2 separate regions of the Mus musculus genome follow, and region 1 is linked to region 2. The links are chromatin contacts, found by Hi-C or POLR2A ChIA-PET in ENCODE. All regions are on one chromosome and are shown on one strand. The core of a region is the stretch at or near the end of the contact, and the rest is flanking DNA. Distances in the headings are between cores, read along the strand shown.

What was found. A loop is a pair of places that touch in the nucleus more often than their neighbours do. ChIA-PET counts read pairs that join two places held with the same protein, here RNA polymerase II (POLR2A).
Region 1: POLR2A ChIA-PET joins it to region 2 with 15 read pairs in Patski. The contact joins the promoter of Mrpl12 here to the promoter of Nploc4 in region 2. A Hi-C loop is called at or near these places in 1 of 37 maps with a recorded cell type or tissue (CH12.LX). POLR2A ChIA-PET finds 5 or more read pairs at or near these places in 4 of 5 experiments (Patski and embryonic stem cell).

Annotation. Positions count from the first base shown.
Region 1 is chr11:120,480,880-120,487,504 of GRCm38, reverse strand. It overlaps Mrpl12 (mitochondrial ribosomal protein L12), which reads right to left and starts at 2,868. Exons shown (of 5, transcript NM_027204.3): 1 at 2,737-2,868; 2 at 2,076-2,262; 3 at 1,763-1,849. The coding sequence starts at 2,813. Hgs (HGF-regulated tyrosine kinase substrate) reads right to left here. Exons shown (of 22, transcript NM_008244.3): 19 at 4,842-4,975; 20 at 4,642-4,761; 21 at 4,404-4,490; 22 at 3,521-4,116. The coding sequence ends at 4,006.
Region 2 is chr11:120,432,227-120,439,124 of GRCm38, reverse strand. It overlaps Nploc4 (NPL4 homolog, ubiquitin recognition factor), which reads left to right and starts at 1,425. Exons shown (of 17, transcript NM_001195023.1): 1 at 1,425-1,626; 2 at 5,997-6,077. The coding sequence starts at 1,612.

The DNA of each region.
Region 1 (6,625 bases), core at 1,619-4,118, 47 kb before region 2:
GTGCTTGAACACGGAGGCTTCCTTGTGAACGCACGCACACGCACGCACGCACGCATATATAGGTAACCAGCAATTGGAACCTACAAGGCAGGGAGAATAACAAATGCTTTGCAGATAATAAATGGTTACAGAAACATCAGGACTACCTCAATCCTCAGCCACGACAACGACAGAACCATTTTTGAGGGGGTGGAATGGGAGGGGAGGGTTGAGACAGGGTTTCTTTACGTGACAGGCCTAGGTGACCTGGGACTCACTTTATGGACCAGGTTGGGTCAAACAGTTTCACCTGCCTCCTGAGTGCTGGGGTTTGAAGGCATACACTACAGGCCCGGCTAGAGTGACAACTATTTCAAGCCTTATTCTTGTGGTCCCAGCTTTGAGCCCCACCATCTGGGACACAACTGGATTGGGCCTGCATCCTGATACAGTTATGACCTTTTTCAAAGGCACTCCAGCTTAGGCAATGAGACCTAGCCTTGCTTTAAAAGTGAAGTCTGGGCTGGAGAAATGGCTCAGAAGCTAAGAGTACACTCTGTTGTTCATAGGAGCCTGAGTTCAGTTCCCAGCACCCATGTCAGGCTGGTAACAACAGCCTTCACCTCCAGCTTAAGGGACCCCACACTCTCTTCTGACCTCGCTAGCTACCCACATACATGTGGCACACACACAAACTAAGCAGCACTTATCTGACATAGGGTTTCACTGCGTTGCCCTGGAAGGCTGAGAATTCAGAGATCTGCCTGCATTTACTTCCCAAGTGCTGAGATTAAAAGTGTATGCTACCTTGCCTGGCCCTCCCTTCAGATTTCTTCCCCCTGGTTTTTCAAGTCAGGGTTTCTTGGTACAGCCTTGGCTGTCCTGGAACTCACTCTATAGACCAGGCTGACCCCGAACTCAGAAATCTGTCTGTCTCTGCCTCCCAAATGTTAGGATGTGTGCCACCACTGCCTGGCTTCTCCCACTCAAAATTTAAATATCCCTTGGAGGGCTGGAGAGATGGCTCAGCGGTTAAAAGCACCGACTGCTCTTCCGAAGGTCGTGAGTTCAAATCCCAGCAACCACATGGTGGCTTACAACCATCCTTAATGAGATCTGACTCCCTCTTCTGGAAATGTCTGAAGACAGCTACAGTGTACTTACATATAATAAATAAATAAATCTTTAAAAAAAAAAATCACTTGGAAACCCTCTGTCAGCCAGAACTCTTTGAGAAACACCTTGCTTTCTCTTCCTCAACACCTTCAAGTTTGATTCAACATTGTCATGTTGTAGAGGCCTTCCTCGAAATTCCAAGTCTCTTCCCTACCTGTCCAAATTGGTGCAGTGCACTTGAGGCAGGCACTCTCCCACAACATCTCTGTGCCCTCCCTACTTTTAATAATACTCAAGACTGCTGCACTGTTTGGCGTACCGTTTCCTCTCTTCAGATCATTTTTCCCACCAGTGTAGCTCAGAGGGCAGAAGGAAAGCTAGCTTACAGAATCGAGGTCCTGATCCCCAGAACCCATGCGGAAGGGGAGAACCCCCAAAAGCTGACCTTTGACCACCCCCTGCTCATGCACACCCACACACATGCACGCACTAGTAAAGATCTCGAATGCCTTCGGCAGAAAATTTCCCAAAGCTATTGCAGGGAGCCCACAGCAGAACACAGGGATTACAGCTACAGACTCAAGGAGGAACAGGGAAATACCTAAGTTATTGAGTCGGGCAGTTAACTGGGCACACAGAACTGGGTCTTCCTGTGGCCTAGGCTCACCTCAGAGGCCGGTGCTGCAGCAGAGACGGGACCAGGCACCATGCCACCCATTGGCATAAGGCCGACATCCTGGATCTTCAATGTTTTCTGTAGGATGAAGGAGAGGTCTCAGTGGCTGCTTATCAAACCCTAAATGGAGGTACAAATGGAGGTACAAGCCTATTTGGCCCTACCACCTAGGAAAGTACATTTGATAATTTACCAAACTCCCAAAACACCCCAGAAGAGACAGGGACCTCTGACCTTTGTTTGGTAAAAATACAACTAGAAGGCAGGGACTTTAGTCCTGGCCTGTGCCGATCTCTCCTAATACCTTCAGGAGTTCGTTGAGGTCTGAGATCTCCAGGAGCGTAAGGCTGGCAATGTCTTGGACCAGCTGCTGGATCTTGGGGGGGTATTCTTTGGGAGCATTATCCAGAGGTGCGCCGGCGAGTGCTTCACTCCTTCGGTGGCTGCTGCTTCTCAACTGCCGCGCTGCACAGACGCTGGGCATCTGTTGCCTACCCCAGGCAAACAGCCGTTAGATCAGAAAAAACGGGAGACTCAAGGGTACAAGATCCATGTGCTCAGTCTGCCACCGCTGAGGCCAGGCTCCACAAGCTGGGGTTAAGGGACCCGAAAAAGCTTTCCTACATTTCCCATAGAGCCTCAGGAGCCCACGACTATGTCTGCAATACTGCCCAGAACGGCAGGCTTCTGGTTGAATGGAATACATCAGCCTGGCGGGTGCACAGTGCTGCACCAAGCCTTCCAAAGCACGGGGCTCGGGCTATGCTGCCGACCACGGCGATGGGTCTCAGCGGCGGGAAGCTGGGGACGAAAGGTACCTGCACCCAAGGTCGCCCAGGCCGAGCCGCCCTCTCCACGCCCCGCAGGCTGGGCCGCGGAAGGTGGCGATGCGCCCGTCACCCCTTCCCTCTGAACCTACTTCCTGCCCGCCGCCCCGGCAATGGCGCTCTAGACCACCGCTTTACCTGGCAAGGCGAAGCGCTGCCCCCCGGAGTCCAAGCCGTGGCCCCCACAGGCAGCGGCTAGCCGCCACCGGCAGCATAGCTCCGCAAGCGGGAAGGTCACACGCGGCTCTAAGCGGAAGCGACGCTCTATCCGGGAGGAGGCGAGCTGTCCGGGCCGCTCTAGCCCGGGTTGGCTCCTGGTATTACGCACTAGGCGGTGCGACGCGCAGGCGCGGAGACAATACTGGGTTGGCGCTTTCTCCATCAGTCGTGTTCCGCACGCCTTTGTCTCGCCAGGGGAATAAGTAGGCGCCCCCACCCCTTTACCTACGGAACTCATAGCCCCTTGAATTCAACTCAGTGGTCCAAGAGGTTAGCAACCTCAGGAGCCCAGTACTCTAAACCTAGGAGAAGGAAGGGCCTGGAGTCCTCCCAAGAGCTCACTAGGCGGAACCGCCTCCTTTGAGTGCACACTAAGGCGGGCGCTTAGCGGGGAGGGAAAGAGCAAAACTTGAGACCTCACAGAAGTCAGGTTGAACCGTATATTTCAGGGTGAGCTATTGAGAGCTAAAACCTTAAGCAGTGGGTAATCCTGAGGGCAGTTGGGCTGCAAAAGCCCGCGTTTGCACCCTTCCTCACCCGCCTGGTGATGTATCCTGCACCAGATGAGTCTGCAGAATCCCCACCAGGAAGGAGACTGTTGGCAAGTCCACGGTTTCTCAGCCAGTACCCAGCACACTCCACAACAGATGCAGACTATTAAATTGTTGGTCCAACCCAGCCTGCTGCCCGAACAATCAATCATGAGAGTTTTGAAATACATTTTATTTTCACTGCTCTGCACTGAGAGATGACATCCAAGGAGAAGGGGAGACAGAGATACCTAAAGCTTCTACCCTTGCTGTGCAGGAGCCACATGGTTCTTCTGGGTACCAGGGCCAGGCCTGGACACCACACAGTTAGTTCACATCAGACTCCGGGCCAGGCTAAGCATCCCCACAGCATTCACCTGTGGCACCCAACACAGCCGGGCACTCTCCAGAGAAGGTTCTACTTGCCCTGCAGAGCCCCAGTCCCGGGGAGGTCAGACGGCATCAGGACTGAAGCAGGGAACCAGTGATAGGAGCCAGACCACCGAGGACAGGGAAGAGGGCCAAGGGGGAAGGCCCACCCCTTGCTCACAGAAGGGACACTACAGGGCAGTAATAGGGGAGGAATGGCTAGTTAGACATATAAGTGGTTTCTGGTGAACTGTAGTGTTACTCTGCATGGTGAGCGCCAGACTCAAGGTCAGTCAAAGGAGATGAGCTGGGCCTCACTGCCCTGTGCTGGCGGTCCCTGTGTAGGCGCTGGCTGGGCCACAGGGGGTTGCTGCTGGGGAGGGCCGGTGCTGGGGGCCATCTGGAGAGAAAGAGCAGATAGGCTCATCACCCCCCTTCACAAACAAAACCTTCGGCTTAGAACAAGCTTCACCTTAGCACATAGTAGATCAGGTTGTTACCAATATGGCAATGGCACGTGTGATCTCTTGTAAACTTGTCTCCTGTGCAATATGGACGCATGTGTACATACGTGCACTTAATGGCATGTCATGATTCTGTCTGCTGAGCAAAGCCCCTGATGCACCCAGTGCAAGGGATCAAAGGAAGCTCAGAAGTCCAAGGGCAGGCCGCTGGGAGACGGCTCACCTGCTGGTACAGGGGCTGCTGCCCTGGGATGTAGGGCTGCTGGGCTGGCAGAGACGCATCCTGCCCGGGAAGGGCGGTCATGAGATTCTGTGGGAAGTAAGATGGAGCCCGACACTGAGTTATCTGTGACCAGACACAAACAGACCCTCCTGGCTGGAAGAAAGCAGAAGCGAGAGCAAGGAGGAGAGGGCCTGCCTGGGATAGCCCTCTGTGCCTAGCAAAGACTAGGTCTCTTTACCTGCATATTGTACGGCTGGTAGCCCATGGACATTGGCTGGCTCCCCATGTAGCCTATGTTGCTGGTCTGTGGAGGCTGTGAGATGGCTGGGAGGCTCTGTGGGGCCTGAGAAGCCACGCTCTATGGAAGGAAGGCAGTGAGGTGAGGGAAAAGATGAGGAACAGGCAACGGCTGGGTGTAGATGCTGGGTGCCCACATACCTGGTAGCCTGGGGTTGGTGTGGGCTGGTAGGAGGAGTAGGCAGGACTGGTGGTGGGCCCGGCCTGGGCCTGAGGGGCTGCCTGTGCCCCAGGGGCACCTGTTGGGTACATGTAGGCGCTGACCATGCTGGGATCTGTGACAACAAAGGTGAGCTGGCTCAGCACAGAAATGAGATTAGAAAAGAACACCCTCGCCTGGGTTTCTCCTTTTGTTGTGACTTTCAAAGCCAGGGATATGTTTCACATCCTCGTAAAAGAAAAGTAAAGCCAACATGTGTGGGGGTGGGTGGGGTGGGGTGGGGTGGGATGAGGTCCTATGGGAGGGGGAAGCAAAAAAAAAAAAAAAAAAAAAAAAAAGAACCAAGTTCTTTTTGTTTTCATAGTGCAAGGGGCTGAGCCCAGGGTCTTATCCACATTGGGCAAGCACTCTCTACCTGAGCTACAGCCCCACCCTTCAAACTGTCTTGGAACAAGTGGTAGTCAGACTGAAGGAGTTAGGGAGAGCTGACACTGATAATTTCTGAAGCCCATACTTGGAGTTTCAAAACTGAGACCACAGCAACAAAGACAAACAGTCCTGACTTACAGCAGCCCAGGCTAACACTTCAGAAAAGACCACTATGATAGAAATGAAGACACACACTAGGGATAGTGCAGGCCATCCAAGCTGTCAGAATGGGAAACATTAGGGGGAACCTAGTTTGCTTCTCACACACACACACACACACACACACACACACACACACACATACACACACACGGTCCTCAGTAACCTACAGACTGTAAATTCACCCTAAGAACCTAAGCCTTAACCGTCTGTTAGGCCTTGGAGTCCTCCTGCCTCAACTTCTCAAGTGTTGGGATTGTAGGATGCACACCACCATATACTGTCTGAGATTTTGCCTTCTAATGACTGACTATCCATCCCCACAGAGAGGACGTGGGATCCCAGAGAACCAAAGAACAGACAAAGCAGGTAGAGTGCCAAACTGACCTTATCAAAAGGTGACAGGCCAGTTAAGGTGACACAAGCAATCAGCACTCACGTGGATTACACCGATAATGTATTAAAATCAACTGTGACAGGGACAGAGATGGCTCAGGAGTTATAACAGCTGAGTTCTCTTATTCAGACTCAAGTTCAGATCTCAGTTCCCATGTCAGGTGGCTCAGGCTCCTATAACTATAGTTCCAAGAGATACAACCATCTCTTCTGGCCCCTGAAAGCACCTATACCCACACACATTACTAAAAAAAAAAAAAAAAAAACCTGTCCGAGAATGCTATCGCACACCTTTAATTCCAGCATACAGGAGGCAGAAGCAGGTGGATCTCTATGAGTTTCTGGTTAGCCAGGGTTACATAGTGAGATCCTGTCTCACAAAATAAACAAATCAATCTTTAAACAAAAAAACCCTCAGGGGCTAGAGAAATATCTCAGTAGTTAACAGCATTTTTTGCTCTTTTAGAGGATGCAGACTTGATCCCCAGAACCTATGATGTGAACCTATGTTGTGGTTCACAATCATCTTGAAACTCCAAGTTTCAAGGCATCCAAAGCCTCTTCTGGCCTCTGCGGGCAAAGCCCAGCTCACCTGTGGTGCACAGATACACATAAGGAAAATATATAAAATAAAGTTGCTGGGAGAATGTGGTGCCTGCGTTTAATCCCAGCACTTGGGAGACAGAGGCAGCCGAATCTCTGAGTTTGAGGACAGGGTGGTCTACAGAGTGAGTTCCAGGGCAGCTAGAGCTACGGAGAAACCCTGTCTCAAAAAAAGCTA
Region 2 (6,898 bases), core at 176-2,675:
ACACACACAAAGTTAGCATGCAGTAAATTTTGTTGATGGAATGAATAAGCCCAAATTAAATAACAGAGGTTACAGAACTGTGTGTTATCAGCACTGACATTGACAGTGATGGTTCGATGGACTTAAGAGGGGAGCCGGGTGTGGGGGTGTACACCTATAATCCCATCACCCAGGAAGCAGATAGGAAGATTTCAGACTTGAAACCAGCTTGGACTACATGAGACGAGGATAGAAATGGGCCTTGGATGTGCACAACTTTGTAGAGAGCTTTCCTAAGAAGCCTGGGTTTTACCGCAGTGTCCACAGAATTGGGTGTGATGACACACTCCTGTAACCCCAGCAAGAGGAGGCAGAGTCAGGTAGATCGAAAGTTCAAGGTCAGGGCTGGAGTGGTGCTTGGTGCTGTACCAGAGGATTTGGTTTTGGTTTCCAGTACCCACATGGTGGGTCTCAATCATCTGAAACTCTAGTTCCAAGGGATCCACTCCCTCTTCTGATGTTCTCAGGTATCAGGCACTTGTGGTGCAGCCAAATCCATGCAGGCAAAACATTTATACATATAAAATATATTAAAAACTTTAAAAAAAAGTTTAGTTGGGTGGTGGTGGTACAGAACCTTAATCCCAGCACTGGGGAGGCAGAGGTAGGTGGATCTCTGTTAGTTCAAGGCCAGCCTGGTTTACAGAGCTAGATCCAGGACAGCCAACACTATGTCTTAACAAGTTCTTTCAATAAAACATATTGTATAAATATACATTATATACAATATATAATGTACACAGTAAAATATATTATATCTAAAACAACAAATAAATAAAACAGTCTAAAACATAATCGGAGTTTAGTACACTCATAAATCGAACCATCGGAGGCAGGAAAGGGGGCCTGCCTTTCAATCCCAGCACTGAGGCAGGCCCAGCACTGTGAGTTCCAAGCCAACCTGGTCTACAGCCAAGGTTGTATTTAGTGAGACCCTGTCTTAAAAAAAAAAAAAAAAACAGAAGCCAAAAAAAAAAAAAAAAAAAAAAACCAACAAAAAAATCAAATAAAAATTCGGAGGCGTTTAGCCTCTTAAGAAATTTCAAAAGTCTTCTACTTCAAATCATATGCAGTTACAAAGTTCAGTACAAAGGGAGAAACTCCAGCTCATTGCTGGAAAATTGTGAAGACAGTACAAAACTTCCGTAACGGTTATATTTGAGCGAGATCTCGACGCTCGCCTTTTCTTGCAGCTTTTTTTCATTGCTCGAACTTTCAGGAATATGGCTCTCCTGTCACAGTCTTCTGAACCCAGGGTCCTGGGCCCAGCCTAGGGGAAGGGGGTGGGGGGCGAGGGGGCACGGACGAGGGACGCGCGGCACCACTTGGCGCATGCGCGCGGCCGTTGGCGGGGCCGGAACCTTGTTTCGCCTCTCTCTCCGCCTGGCGGAGTGTGTTGAGCGAAGCACCGGACATCGGCACTGGCGGAGCCGGGCGGCGAAGCTGGAGCGGCGGTGGCGGCGGCGGCGGGAGGCCGGGGCCGGGGCTGAGGCCGAGGCCGGGGCTGCGAGGCCCTTGGGGAGACAGGCGGCGGGAGCCCGGGGCCCGAGCCCGGAGACTGGAGCGGCCGCCATGGCCGAGAGCATCGTGAGTGCGGCGGCCGGGAGGGAGCGGGGCGCTGGGATGAGGCAGCAGATTTGCGGGTGTCCTGGGCGGGCCAGCGCCGGACGGTGCTCGGAGCCGGTGGCTCCTCCTCGCTCGCCCCGGGTTTGAGGAGGTACCTGCCCTGGCCGAGCCCGGAAAGGCTGGCGGGAAGGAGGCCGAGCGGTCGGAACGGAGCGGCCTTCTTCTTCCCCGCTGCTGCAGGTTGCTCTGAGGGACCTCGGCCTCCTCCCAGGCCCCGAAGCCCGGTACGTCCTTCTCTCCTCCTCCATCCCGACAGTGCCTCGTCACGATTTCACTCCGGAAGAGTCGACCGGAGAAGAAAAGGGCATCATTAGGGGAACCCTTTTCCCACAGAGGACGCGGCCATGGGGGCCAACCCAAAACAGGCGGGATTGGCTCCTCTTTGACACAGGCGACTTGACGACCACCTGTTTAAAAGGAGTGTCATAAAGAAGGCCGATTTCACTTTTAGCCTGACAGTAGAGACTGTCACCCCCAGCCCCATGAAATAAGTCAGTAAAAGGAGAGGAAAACCAGCCGTTTGTTAACCTGTGGGAGTTTCTCTCCAGAGCATATGTGGCAGGGGTTGGGAAGTGATAGGAGTAACAGACCCGTTCTGACAGAATAACTAGGGCCAACATGGAGGAATATTGGGGATTTCCATGGGATCGGAATCATGGTGGTTGCCTTAGGCCTGAAACAGCTCTTCAGTGGTTTCCTGCATTCGAGAACATCACATCTCTCTGGATTTCCAGGGAAGTATAGCTCTTGAGTTTTGTTTGTGTTTTGAGACAGTCTTACTACTTTGTCCCAGGCCATCCTTGACCTTGACATCCTCCCACCTCACTTATCTCACTGCAGACATTTATGGCAGGCTAAGAGTTAAGGCTTTTCTCTGAGGGCAGCTTCTCTTTCCTCACAGCTCCATTTAGGGGTCTTCTGTTCTCTGTATTTTCTATCCTGGATGCAGACGATGCAGAGAAACCTGAGAAAGAAAGGCTGACTTAGTTTTAAAACTTAAATTTACCATCACAGATGACTTGCCTAGAAATAGGTGAGGTATCAGTAGGTCAATCCGCTTTTTAAATTTCTATTTATTTAAATGCTCTTTACTGAGGTTAAGCAGTGTGTTCAGGTGTTCCAAAGGCTGACTTGGGCATCAGTGGGTCTTAAATCGACTTTCTCAGGTTGTAAGGAATTAATATACTCTTCAGAAGTTGATTTTAGGAGTTTTGCTTTTAAGACCTATGTATTTATTTTATGTGTATGGGCGCTTTACCTTCATCTATGTGTACCACAACTGGTTGTTAAGGAGGGCAGAGTAGGCTTTGGATCCTCAGGAACAGGCTGGGAGAGACTGTGTGGGTGCTGGGAATTGAACCAGTTCCCCTGGAAGAGCAAGCAGTGCTCTTTGTGCATAAGCCAGCTCACTAGCCTCATTTGGAAAGAATTATGTGTATATGTGGGTGTGAACACATGAGGGCAGTTGTTGCTAGAAGCTAAAGGTGTTGGATCCCCTAGGGCTTAAGTTATAGGCAGGCAATTGTGGATCCTGGGGACTGAACTGAGATGCTCTGCGGGAGCAGAGAGTGAGTGTGTGTACCTGCTGAGCCACCTCTCCAGGCGTGTTTGTTTTGAATTCAAAGGGGGTCTTCAAAGAATTTCTGTAGGAATAATGTTAAAAACTCAACCACTCTTCCAAGAAAATTTCTTTTCTTTTCTTTCCTTTTCTTTTTAAAAAGATTTATTTATTTATTATATGTAAGTACACTGTAGCTGTCTTCAGACACACCAGAAGAGGGCGTCAGATCTCATTACGGATGATTGTAAGCCACCATGTGCTTGCTGGAATTTGAACTCAGGACCTTTGGAAGAACAGTCGGTGCTCTTAACTGCTGAGACATCTCTCCAGCCCCCAAGAAAATGTCTATTCTTTTAATTTTGATCTTTTTGGGTTTTTTTTTTTTGTTTGCTTGTTTGTTTTTGTTTTTTTACGTTGTGACCCAGACTCAGCTATGTTGTCCAGGCTGTCTTCTATCTTCAGTGCTCAAATTCCTCAGCTTCCCAGATACGTGGAGCTACTGCTGCTTGTTTCCACACATTTGACTTTTTTATTTTTAAATTTATTTATGTATTTTGTTTTTGTCTGCATGTACACCTGCATGTCAGAAGAGGGCATCAGATGCCAGTATAGACTGGTTGTGAACCAGCATGTAGTTGCTGGGAATTGAACTCAGGACCTCTAGAAGAGCAGCCAGTGCTTAACTGCTGAGCCATCTCTCCAGCCCCACTTCTAACATTAAGAGTCTGTGTTTTCCACATGGCCAAATCTGTCTGTTCCATGTATTCCCTTTTGCAGCCTGTCAGAGGTTAATCCAAAACTTTTCTCAGTACATGGTTCTTTCTTCTTAAACCCAGACTCCCATCAGGTAGAGTGACTTTACACTTTAGAATTCTTCTTTGGTAAGCAAGGCATTGTGGCATAGGCCTGTAATCCCAGGATTTAGGAACCTGGGTCAGGTTCCTAAGGGTTTGAAACTTGTCTGGTCTGCATCATGTGTACAACCAAACCAAAATCAGCCAACAAACGGATTTCTCTTGCTGCTGCTTTCTCGTTGTGCCAGGGTGAGTGACGGGATGAAGGAGCATTTGTAGGGCTTCCGTAGAGAAGCAAGGTCTTCACTATCACGCGTCACAGTGTTGGAGACAGATTGCAGAGTGAAATACATGTGAGGTGTTTTTCCTAGGCATCAAATTTCGTGTGGCGAGAGTTCTGGAAATCAGTGCTCACTTATCAGAGAGGAAAGGAGACAGATGTGGATCAGAAGCAAATGGGTACACAGCTTTATGTCCTTTATCCAGAACAGAGGTTTTAATATCGAACATACTGGACAAAGCCACGTGAAAGTCACTAGAAATTGAGAGGCACAGTCAAATTCAGTTGACTATAAGCCATTATGGAATTCCTCACCCGGTGTGTCAGTAGAAGTCTTTGTTCACGTATGTTCTGTACAGTGCACATTAGTGACTACTGGAGAAAGCACTAAAGTAGAGGTGTTTGCTGAGCTATTCTGTGTCTTCCCTGTCAGCCCTCAAGTGGCAACAGCTGCCTGGTTTACAGGCCTTTCCTAAAGCAGAGGCTGCCAGCAGGCTGGCACAATGAATGACACGTTCTCAGAAGGTCTGGATCAGTATACATGTCAAGTTCTCGAAAGTGGGCCCATGTCTGACATCCTTGGAGGCCAGCCGACATTTTTATCTTTGCTTGCTATGAAAATCCAAGAAAACCTGTTCGAGTTTACCATGATATTAAGGACCTTTATTTTGTTTTATTATAAAATTAATTCATCTTTTTTGTTTTATATATGTTGTATGAATTTATGTGCCCCTTTGCATGTAGGGTTCTGAGGAGCAGAAGTGGGTAGTGCATCCCTTGGAACTAGAATTACAGACAGTTTAGAGCTTCCATGTACACAGTGGGAATTAAACCTAGTGTCTCCAGCCCTTTTAAGACGATTTCATGTGATGTCTTCTTGTGATCTTGAAAGGCAGTACATGCATGTGGTGCACAGACATGCATGCGGACAAACACCTGCACTTGTAAAATAAAAACCTATTGCCTGGTGTGGTGGCACACGCACACCTTTAATGCCAGCACTTGGGAGGCAGAGGCAGGCGGATATCTGAGTTCGAGGCCAGCCAGGTCTACAGAGTGAGTTCCAGGACAGCCAGGGCTACACAGAGAAACCCTGTCTCGAGAAAAACCAACCAACAAAAAGAATCCAAAAACCTTATCTTAAGATTGTCTTATGTTGTCCAAGCTGGCTTCTTCTGATGTTCTCACATCCTCCTCTAGAGTGCTTGGGATCACATGTTTCTACCATATTTAGCCTTGAAGTTGTGCGTTCCACGTGAAATTATAACGTGCTTGAATCAGAGTAGTACTTTAGACCGTCTTTCATGTGTTGAGGCACCTCACATCTTGTTTCTCCTTCAAGGAAAAATGGAATTGGGGATTGAAAGGGGAAAGATTGGGAGTGGGGAGGTTAGGTGGAAGAGGGGTTGCTGTGTAAGCACTGGGGCCTGAGTTTGCATCCCAGCACCTGGAGAAACGCTGGACACAGACAGAGGTGGACTTCTGTGACTCCAGTACTGCAGAAGGTGCAGAGCAGTAGAGGAAGACGCCCTGTTGACTGACGGCGTGTAGGTGTGTACAGTGTGTGCACCTGTGCATACAGTACACACAGAACATGACAGAAAGCTGCAGAAGCTGATTTCTACCTTTAGTTTGTGTAAGTCTTATAAAACCAATCCTTTACTGGGTACAGCAACTGTCTTTTCTGGTTTCACAGATAATCCGTGTCCAGTCCCCTGATGGCGTGAAGAGGATCACAGCTACGAAGAGAGAGACGGCTGCCACCTTCCTGAAAAAGGTGCCTGTGACACTGACCCCCCGGGCCCTGTTCTCTCCAGGGCTTCTGTCTCTGCCTTTTCCTCTTTCCTTTCTGACTTCCACCACCAGGCTGTCACTCATACCGTGTTTTCGAGGTGTGATTGGACTGGATAGCTGCTGGATCGTTGTTGAGGGACAGGGAGGTAGAGAAGGAAACGAGACAGACTGGCGAAGTCAGAAAGATATCCAGAGCCTCACTGTGTAAGCTGGCCTTGTGCTCTAAATAATTCTCCTGCTTCAGCTTCCTGCGTGCTGCTGGGGTTTCAAGGATGAATCCCCATGCTGAACTCTGGATCAGGTGTCTAATCACAGTTAATATCTACTGGACCACAGGTAGATGTTAAAGCACTTTGCAAGAGTAATTTTTGAGAAGGAAAATTTGGAGTTAAGTGTGGTGCTAACGCCCATGTCTTGTCTTGGGAAGCTGAGATGAGAAAGGTTTAAGGCCTGTGTAGGCAATGTAAACTGCAGACCAGCTGGGTCCATGAAATAAGACCCTTTCTCATCCCCCTCCCTGACAGAGCAAGCACCATGTTTCAAACAAACAACAATTAGAGAAAAACTTCAGTTTATCAAAGGGGAATTTTTAAAATGATCCATTCTATTTCTTTGTTTTTGTTTTGAGATAGGGTCTCTGTGTAGCCCTGGCTATCCTGGAACTCACTGTGTAAACCAAGATGGCCTCAAACTCACAGAGATCTGCCTGCCTCCGCCTCTCTGCCTCTCTGCCTCTCTGCCTCTCTGCCTCTCTGCCTCAGCCCCTCTGCCCCTCTGCCTCCCAAGTGCTGGGATTAAAGGTGT